Regions from separate parts of the Homo sapiens genome. Here region 1 is linked to region 2. A link is an interaction called in ENCODE POLR2A ChIA-PET data of the cell type or tissue named here. Cell type or tissue: PC-9. All regions are shown on one strand. Links, peaks and the distances in the headings refer to the core of each region. The heading gives the core; the rest is flanking DNA.

What was found. Peaks named below come from ENCODE experiments on the same cell type or tissue, not always from the same donor. Only the 100,000 strongest peaks of a DNase experiment are listed, where the experiment ranks them.
Region 1: POLR2A ChIA-PET joins it to region 2 with 5 read pairs; 1 of 35 experiments calls an interaction of 5 or more read pairs at or near these places.

What each region holds. Positions count from the first base shown.
Region 1 is chr12:42,726,964-42,732,338 of GRCh38, forward strand. No RefSeq gene overlaps it. Among named protein-coding and RNA genes, the nearest start is that of LINC02450, 37 kb to the left of the region's middle. In PC-9, for the core only: no CTCF peak of the experiment used is centred there; DNase peaks (open chromatin) are centred at 1,938 and 2,738; H3K4me3 peaks cover 928 bases; H3K27ac peaks cover 1,821 bases.
Region 2 is chr12:43,226,300-43,231,674 of GRCh38, forward strand. No RefSeq gene overlaps it. Among named protein-coding and RNA genes, the nearest start is that of LINC02461, 74 kb to the left of the region's middle. In PC-9, for the core only: no CTCF peak of the experiment used is centred there; no DNase peak of the experiment used is centred there; H3K4me3 peaks cover 265 bases.

The sequences.
Region 1 (5,375 bases), core at 1,546-4,045, 500 kb before region 2:
TCCTCCCATCAGCTTGACTGTATTTCCTTTGCATATAATTTTCTGTTTGCCTAGACAATGATTTAATTTCCTCTTTCTTCTCTTCAGAGCTTTAACGTCTCCTCCCTCACTGAGTTTCAACTGATGACCTTGCTTTCCAATCCACCAAAGAAATTGGAGCCATGGCAAGAAAACCTCCACAAGTTCCTCTCAGCACACCTAGTCACCCATGTACATCTCTATCTACATGCTGTACCTTCTCTTTGGCTTGTATTCCTCCACTCGGGCACTGAATCTCATTGCTTTTGCCTACTCAAGGGCACTGCTGCCAGGATTCTCTCTGCTCCTTTTTATCACCAAATAATGCCTTTGCATTGGATCATTCCTACCAGAATTTAGGCATTATTTCTTTCCTCTTCAACACAGGTCTCTATAGACCTTATTTCCCTCTTCAGTTGCTCTGTTTTTCTATTTTCTGTCATAGGAAAATTTATCAAATGTATTGTCTGCACTTGAGGTCTCCATGACTGTGGTCAGTCTTTCACCTCTCTACTCTACTGCTCTTGTTAAGGTCACCAGCGACAACCACATTTTCAAAAACAGTGATCAAATTATCAGTCTTCCTCTCCTTGGCCTGTTAGAGGCATTTAACGTAGTAGGTTGATCTCTCTTCCTTGGAATATTTTTTCATTTAGCTTCAAGGACACCACACTCTTCTGGTTTCCATTAACCTTTTTGCAAAGTGATGTCTCCTCTACTGGTTCTTCCTTAACTCTAACCTCTAAATATTGGAACACCCCAGTGTTCATTCTTGGTCTTCTTCTCTTTCTGTCTCTCCCTAAATGATCTTATCCAGCCTCATGGCTTCAAGTAACATTTTCATGTTGATAATTCCCAAATTTATATCTATCTTCAGCCTGGACACTCCATAGAATTTCAGACTTGTACTTCATACCCCCATTGCCTAATCAGAATTTCTACTTGGATATCAAATAGGCATCACAAATTGAACAAGATCAAACTGAACAACTGATATCCATCTCTCCTCTCAAAGAAACTGCTACTCCCATGGTCTTCTTTATCTCTAAGATGGCAATTCCATTCTTTTAGTTGATTAGCCCCCAAACCTTGGAGTTAATTGATTCATCTTTTGTCTCACACTATCAACAAATCCTATTGGCTCTAGCTTTAAGATATGTCCCAAATCAGGTCACTCATCTCCTCCATGGCTACCATCTTAGGTGAACCACCATCATCTCTCATTGGATATTTGTAATAGCTTCCTAACTGGTCTCCCTGCTTTCACCTTTGCTCTGTTATCTGTTTTCCACACAGCAGCTAGTGTAATCTTTCCAATACATAGGCCATATCATGTCATTCCTCTACTCATAATACTGCAATGCTTTTCCAGATTGCTCAGATAAAAGCCAATGCCCTATGCATGACCTACAAAGCCTTAAATGATCTGGCTCCCTGTTACTTCTATCCCAAGTTACTCTCTGACCTCCTCTTCCATCACGTTTCCTCCTTCTGTTTTAGTCACACTGCTTTCCTGAGTTCACCAGATAGGCTTTTGCCTCAGGACATTTGCACTTGCCATTCCCATGCTCAAAATGTCCTTTGTCCAGATACCCACGTGGCTCATGGCCTCACTCCCTTCAGGTGTTTATTCAAAAGTTTTAGTGAAGACTTTTGCAGATACTTTCTCTAAAATTTCATTCTCCTATGCATACTTTCTATTTCCTTCTCTGCTTTTTCTCCTTAGCACTACTTATCACTATCTAATGTACCTCACATTTTATACCATCTTGTTTTTCATCTGACTCTCCCACCAGAATTTAAGTTCTGTGGAAGCAGGACGTTTCAGTTGTCTGTGTTGTTCGTTTTGCTCTCTGTTGCGTCTCCAGTGCTTAAAAACGTGCTGGACTCCCAGCAGGTGGTTAAGAAATGTTTGCTGAATGACTAATTGAAGTTAAAGAGGAATCAGCCAATACTGCCTCTTTTTACAAGGCATTATAACCTACTGTTTAAGAGCATGGGCTCAAAATCCTGCTGTGTAACATTAGGTAGGTTATTTAATCTGTTTTCCCCTGTGCAAAATGGGGTAATAAAATTTCCTACTGCATAGGGTTACTGGGAACATAGAGAAAACAGATATAGAGAAATAACTGTAGAGGTGAAATATTTAGACTAAGTGCACGTTAAGTTTTTTTTTTTTTTCTTTTTTAGCGACAGGGTCTTACTCTGCCACCCAGACTGGAGTGCAGTGTTGTGATCTTGGCTCACTGTGGTCTTAAACTCTGGGGCTCAAGTGATCCTCCCACTTTAGCCTCCTGAGTAGTTGGGACTTTAGGCATGGGTCACCACACCTGGCTAATTTTTAAATTTTTGGTGGAGATGGGGTCTTACTATGTTGCCCAGACTGGTCTCAAACTGGTCCCATGAGCAATCCTCCTGCTTCAGCCTCCCAGAGTGCTGGGATTAAAGTTGTAAGCCACTGCAGCCAGACACGGAGTCTTAATTTTCATTATTATTGTTGTCCTCGGCTAATGTTATGTCATCTTCCCGTCTGTTCATTACACCATCCTTATAAGTTATTTATACAATATAAACCTATTTATAGGAATTCCAGCTCTGCTGCTCATTAGCTGCGTGATATAAGGCAATGTACCTAATCTTTCTGAACCTCAGTTGTCTGATCTTTAGATTAGAGATAACAGTACTTACTTTGCAGAGTCATGGTGAGGATTAAATGATATTTAAAAGCAGTTAACAACTTGCCCTGACTCATAGTAAATGCTCGATAAGTAAAAGCTCTTAGCTGTGTTGTGAGGGTGCAGGATATGGAGGAGGCATTCTGGCAGGGCAAGCGGGAGCCAGGCTGTGGAGCTGGTTGGACTGCTTGTGTTCAAGTTCTTCTAAAATTGAAACTCATAAACAAGCAGCCTGTGCAATCACAGTCTTTAATTCAGTTCTTCTTTACCTAAAGATTGCTCAGGAATTTTTTTTTAGTAGAGATTGTAATTTTTAGAGTTTCTTGAGATGTGTTTCTTTTTATAGTTGCATCTTCCATAGGCTCTTTTCTCTGATTTTAAAATATTCTATCTAGAGTCTAAGAGAACACACATGTATCTATTCTCTCTTTCTTTGTTTTTGTTCAACTTGAAGCTAACACTATCTCTTCCAAGGTTTTAGTAGCTTCCATATCACCAGTTCTTCCTTGTTGATTGAAATCACACACAGAGTAGCAAATTCACTTGTTTCCCCTCTACCCTTTGAGCATCCAGCAAGGAGATGGACATTATTTTTATGTTACAGAGCAACTACATGAAGTTGTCTAAACTGGCCTGTTTTAACCTAATATTCCCTCAAGCCAGACCTAACCAGCTTTTGTACAAGCCTGAGAATACCTAACAAGCTGATTATTCAATACCACCCACTTCACCGCATACATTCTTAGGTATTGTTGCACAAACTCATCTTCTGTCCCGATTTCAGAAGGAACTCCATGAATGGAAGAATCCCTGAGGGGACAGAAGTGAAGGTTAAATCCTACACTAAATACATGAGCTCATCTTTTTAGAATCCTGCAGAGCCGAGAGTGGAATTATGCCAACATTTCACATTGACCAGGCAAACTGTCAGCATTGTCTATTTCCTTTTTATTTTATACAGCGTAAATATCTTTAAAATAACCTACTAAAAAACTGCAGAGTGAGAAAGACCACCCTCTTCCTAGTCATGATTCAAATTTTAAGTGGGTGTACAAAATGAAGTAAAATGATTAGACACAGAGAACACATTTTAAATATAATTTTAAAATAATTTTTCCTGTAAGTAAAAGTGTTGAGTTTGGGTGGCAACAGAATTCTTGGAGCTAAGGGACTTTCCAATTGTGGAATATGACATATTTTGTTATGAGCCATAGTATGGTACAGTTTTGGAAGGAAGTGAACATGATTGCTAATTAGCTTGAATTTATTTAATGCATGAAATAAATCCTCTTCGGTATTTTGATTACATATGGCGGTGTCCTACCTCCTGCAGAAATGAAATAAATACTAATTGAACTGACAGTTTTTCTTCTAATGAAGTAAGAGCTTGTTAACTTCTCCCCCTCAAATCTGTCATCTTCTCTTTATGTAATTCTTAAGTATCCATTCTGATTCCGTGTCTCCCACATTCATCCAGCCCTTGAAAGCAAGCTTAAAAAAAGAAATGGAATTTTTCAAAGTTGTTTTGCATTCTCATTTATGTTTTTAAAGAATGTCATCAACGAATTTCTCCGGAAACACCATTAGCTGTGCCTCCGTTGGGCGGGTCATGCCATGGGAAGAGCTCAAACTTCTGAAATCAGGATACATTTTTCTCTTTTCTATTTTTTCCCCTTTTCTTTTTATTGAATGCATTTTTTTTACATACAGAAAAATACTTACCCTAGGTGTACACTCAATGCATAATCATGAAAATCATGTACATTAGGGATTTGCCCAAGGTCACAAAGCTTGTGACAAACAGGGACTCCAGCTTCCTTATTCTTCATCCACTACTTTTTTATGCCCCATTCTACTCAAAACCCCTTTAAACTGTGTGTCTCATCCATGAAGTTATTCTTTAGAACTGAACACAGTGGTCTAACAAAAGATACTGGGCAGAAAGTGAGGCTCACCATGACCTTAGTGGGCTCCTAAAAATGTTTGCCTTCCCTTGAGATTTACGGAATCTTTACCCCTGTGCTGTCTTACAAAATCCATACCAGGATATATTTTTTCTGAGATGTCGAGAATATCAACAGTACTGGTAGGTAACTCACTGCTCAGTCAAGTGGCGTGATAGACAGGGGATGCTTTTTTAGTTCTAGTTTTCTGGCCCAGTAGGGGAATGGCCTTTCTCCCTCTTATTTTCAAGCTCAAGAGTCAACTGCAGCCCCAGAGCCCATCTAGACTTCTCCTTGTATGCATTCCCAAAGTACTCTTGCATTCCTGTGTCATTTTAACCCTTGAATATGCCTTGCACTGCTCTATAACAGCTTACTGTCTCATCTCCCCAACCAGATTGTCTCATCTCACTATGCGAGAAAAGAGTAAGTCTTAAATGCCATCTCAGGAAATGGACACTTCAGAGAGCATTTCTCAATGTGTGGTCCTCAACATCCTACATCAGAAACATCTGGGACAGCTCAACGAAAATGCAGATTCTTAGCCCCTACCCATGTTGCTTATAATCCAGTATTGGCTGTGGTGAAAACCATGAATAGAGTTTAATAGTGTCCACAGGTGACTCCTATGCACACTAAACTTTGAGAAACACAGGCTTATAGGCATGAGGCAGATACTTGATGATTGGCCTGAACAACCTCCCACTGTTTCCCCATGAATACCTTCAGCAGAGTATCT
Region 2 (5,375 bases), core at 1,330-3,829:
CACCCTCTGGATCTTGTCATACAGTTTAGGGTAATGGTTTCTCTAGAGAAATGTCAAACTCCTGTGATTTATGTTGTGGCTAAGAACTACTATATGATTAAGAATGTGTGTGTGTGTGAGTGTGTGTGTGTGTGTATAATATCACCTAATTATGCAAATTGAAACCTCTACAAATTCAAAGCACCAACATGGGCTGGACGCTCATTGCTTTCTGACAATCCCGTAACTGATGTTTGATCAGCAACCTTTTTCATTCCTCTCAATAACAACGAACTCTCTTTAGTCTTAAAATTCCTACTCTCTTTGTCCCAGCTCTCAGCAAATAGGCTTGCCTCGTATTTATTTCAAAGATTGAGTTCATAAGGTATAAACTCTCTCAACACCTTTACACCTCACCAGTAAAATTTTCTGCGTCCTCACTCACATCTTTCTCCCTATTTCCAGTCTCAGAGTGAAAAATTTTCCTTCTGTTGAATGTCTTCCTTTCCACCTGAACCCGTGATCCTATGTGCTTTCAATTTTCTCTGCACCCCTACTCATTAATTATCATACTTGTACTTCAGTGCCTTATACAAGCTCTTTTCTGCAAGCCTATAAAAATGGTCAGGTCTTCTTTATCCTAGGCACGATAATGAATCGACACACACACACCAAAAGCCTTCTAGCTTTTGACTGTTCTTTCTCTTCCTAGTCTCAAAAAAAAAAGTTAATGCTTGCTTTCTCCTAATTATCATTTTTTTAATTTACTCCTCAATCCATTTAAATATGATTTCTGTGCCTACCCACAAAAACTATTCATACTAAAATTAGCAATGATCTCCTAATTGACAAATTAGTGGTCAGTTTTCAGATCTATGCTCCTTCCTACCAAAACTAACTGACAGAGTTGATCACTCTCTCCAACAACAATACATTTATTTGTGTTTTTTTCTATCACTCTCAGGAATTTATTTTCCATTCTATCTCATGGGTATCTTTGCCTCTGCTACTGCCATAAATATTGGTGCTCTGCCGATTTTTCTTGTCAGTCTGTACATTTCCTTTTTCCATGTACTCTTATTTTGTGGTCTCATAACAACAAAAATGGCTCAAGAATAAAGGCAGAGTTTCACAGCACTGAGTACATAATTAAGTCACTTTGGATAATTTAAAAAATTTTAATGCCTGGGCCCCAGCACAATAACAATTAAATTAGAATTGCTATATTTTTTAAAGCTTCCCAGATGAATCTATTAAGCAACTGAGTTTAGAACCATTGACTTTTGTTGTAATCTGTATGCTGATGTCAAACAATAGCACAAAGGAATTTAATTATTTTGCAAATCATTTAGTTACATGTAAGATATTTGGTAGACCAGGTCAGGAAACAGAGATGGATACGGGATCTATAAGGTTAAAAAGCACAACTGGAAGAACTTTAAGGTTAGGAGGGAGGAGCCAAAATGGCCGAATGGGAACAGCTCCGGTCTACAGCTCCCAGCGTGAGCGACGCAGAAGACGGGTGATTTCTGCATTTCCATCTGAGGTATCGGGTTCATCTCACTAGGGAGTGCCAGACAGTGGGCGCAGGTCAGTGGGTGTGCGCAGCGTGCGCGAGCCGAAGCAGGGTGAGGCATTGCCTCACTCGGGAAGTGCAAGGGGTCAGGGAGTTCCCTTTCCTAGTCAAAGAAAGGGGTGACGGACGGCACCTGGAAAATCGGGTCACTCCCACCCAAATACTGTGCTTGTCCCACGGGCTTAAAAAACGGCGCACCACGAGATTATATCCCGCACCTGGCTCGGAGGGTCCTACGCCCATGGAGTCTCACTGATTGCTAGCACAGCAGTCTGAGATCAAACTGAAAGGTGGCAGCGAGGCTGGGGGAGGGGCGCCCACCATTGCCCAGGCTTGCTTAGGTAAACAAAGGAGCCAGGAAGCTCGAACTGGGTGGAGCCCACCACAGCTCAAGGAGGCCTGCCTGCCTCTGTAGGCTCCACCTCTGGGGGCAGGGCACAGACAAACAAAAAGACAACAGTAACCTCTGCAGACTTAAATGTCCCTGTCTGACAGCTTTGAAGAGAGCAGTGGTTCTCCCAGTATGCAGCTGGAGATCTGAGAACGGGCAGACAGCCTCCTCAAGTGGGTCCCTGACCCCTGACCCCCGAGAAGCCTAACTGGGAGGCACCCCCCAGCAGGGGCACACTGACACCTCACACGGCAGGGTACTCCAACAGACCTGCAGCTGAGGGTCCTGTCTGTTAGAAGGAAAACTAACAGAAAGGACATCCACACCAAAAACCCATCTGTACATCACCATCATCAAAGACCAAAAGTAGATAAAACCACAAAGATGGGGAAAAAACAGAACAGAAAAACTGGGAATTCTAAAAAGCAGAGCGCCTCTCCTCCTCCAAAGGAACGCAGTTCCTCACCAGAAACGGAACAAAGCTGGATGGAGAATGACTTTGACGAGCTGAGAGAAGAAGGCTTCAGACGATCAAATTACTCTGAGCTACGGGAGGACATTCAAACCAAAGGCAAAGAAGTTGAAAACTTTGAAAAAAATTTAGAAGAATGTTTAACTAGAATAACCAATACAGAGAAGTGCTTAAAGGAGCTGATGGAGCTGAAAACCAAGGCTTGAGAACTATGTGAAGAATGCAGAAGCCTCTGGAGCCGAAGTGATCAACTGGAAGAAAGAGTATCAGTGATGGAAGATGAAATGAATGAAATGAAGCGAGAAGGGAAGTTTAGAGAAAAAAGAATAAAAAGAAACAAACAAAGCCTCCAAGAAATATGGGACTATGTGAAAAGACCAAATCTACGTCTGATTGGTGTACCTGAAAGTGATGGGGAGAATGGAACCCAGTTGGAAAACACTCTGCAGGATATTATCCAGGAGAACTTCCCCAATCTAGCAAGGCAGGCCAACGTTCAGATTCAGGAAATACAGAGAACGCCACAAAGATACTCCTCGAGAAGAGCAACTCCAAGACACATAATTGTCAGATTCACCAAAGTTGAAATGAAGGCAAAAATGTTAAGGGCAGCCAGAGAGAAAGGTCAGGTTACCCTCAAAGGGAAGCCCATCAGACTAACAGCGGATCTCTCGGCAGAAACTCTGCAAGCCAGAAGAGAGTGGGGGCCAATATTCAACATTCTTAAAGAAGAGAATTTTCAACCCAGAATTTCATATCCAGCCAAACTAAGCTTCATAAGTGAAGGAGAAATAAAATACTTTACAGACAAGTAAATGCTGAGAGATTTTGTCACCACCAGGCCTGCCCTAAAAGAGCTCCTGAAGGAAGCGCTAAACATGGAAAGGAACAACCAGTACCAGCCACTGCAAAATCTTGCCAAAATATAAAGACCATCGAGACTAGGAAGAAACTGCATCAACTAACCAGCAAAATAACCAGCTAACATCATAAGGACAGGATCAAATTCACACATAACAATATTAACTTTAAATGTAAATGGACTAAATGCTCCAATTAAAAGACACAGACTGGCAAATTGGATAAAGAGTCAAGATCCATCAGTGTGCTGTATTCAGGAAACCCATCTCACGTGCAGAGACACACATAGGCTCAAAATAAAAGGATGGAGGAAGATCTACCAAGCAAAGGGAAAACAAAAAAAGGCAGGGGTTGCAATTCTAGTCTCTGACAAAACAGACTTTAAACCAACAAAGATCAAAAGAGACAAAGAAGTCCATTACATAATGGTAAAGGGATCAATTCAACAAGAAGAGCTAACTATCCTAAATATATATGCACCCAATACAGGAGCACCCAGATTCATAAAGCAAGTCCTGAGTGACCTACAAAGAGACTTAGACTCCCACACATTAATAGTGGAAGACTTTAACACCCCACTGTCAACATTAGACAGATCAACGAGACAGAAAGTCAACAAGGATACCCAGGAATTGAACTCAGCTCTGCACCAAGCAGACCTAATAGACATCTACAGAACTCTCCACCCCAAATCAACAGAATATACATTTTTTTCAGCACCACACCACACCTATTCCAAAATTGACCACATAGTTGGAAGTAAAGCTCTCCTCAGCAAATGTAAAAGAACAGAGATTATAACAAACTATCTCTCAGACCACAGTGCAATCAAACTAGAACTCAGGATTAAGAATCTCACTCAAAACCGCTCAACTACATGGAAACTGAACAACCTGCTCCTGAATGACTACTGGGTACATAATGAAATGAAGGCAGAAATAAAGATGTTCTTTGAAACCAATGAGAACAAACACACAACATACCAGAATCTCTGGGATGCATTCAAAGCAGTGTGTAGAGGGAAATTTATAACACTAAATGCCCACAAGAGAAAGCAGGAAAGATCCAAAATTGACACCCTAACATCACAATTAAAAGAACTAGAAAAGCAAGAGCAAACACTTTCAAAAGCTAGCAGAAGGCAAGAAATAACTAAAATCAGAGCAGAACTGAAGGAAATAGAGACACAAAAAACCCTTCAAAAAATTAATGAATCCAGCAGCTGGTTTTTTGAAAGGATCAACAAAATAGATAGACCGCTAGCAAGACTAATAAAGAAAAAAGAGAGAAGAATCAAATAGACGCAATAAAAAATGATAAAGGGGATATCACCACCGATCCCACAGAAATACAAACTACCATCAGAGAATACTACAAACACCTCTACGCAAATAAACTAGAAAATCTAGAAGAAATGGATAAATTCCTCGACACAAACACTCTCCCAAGACTAAACCAGGAAGAAGTTGAATCTCTGAATAGACCAATAACAGGATCTGAAATTGTGGCAATAATCAATAGCTTACCAACCAAAAAGAGTCCAGGACCAGATGGATTCACAGCCGAATTCTACCAGAGGTACAAGGAGGAACTGGTACCGTTCCTTCTGAAACTATTCCAATCAATAGAAAAAGAGGGAATCCTCCCTAACTCATTTTATGAGGCCAGCATCATTCTGATACCAAAGCCGGGCAGAGACACAACCAAAAAAGAGAATTTTAGACCAATATCCTTGATGAACATTGATGCAAAAATCCTCAATAAAATACTGGCAAGCCGAATCCAGCAGCACATCAAAAAGCTTATCCACCATGATCAAGTGGGCTTCATCCCTGGGATGCAAGGCTGGTTCAATATACACAAATCAATAAATGTAATCCAGCATATAAACAGAGCCAAAGACAAAAACCACATGATTATCTCAATAGATGCAGAAAAGGCTTTTGACAAAATTCAACAACCCTTCATGCTAAAAACTCTCAATAAATTAGGTATTGGTGGGACGTATTTCAAAATAATAAGAGCTATTTATGACAAACCCACAGCCAATATCATACTGAATGGGCAAAAACTGGAAGCATTCCCTTTGAAAACTG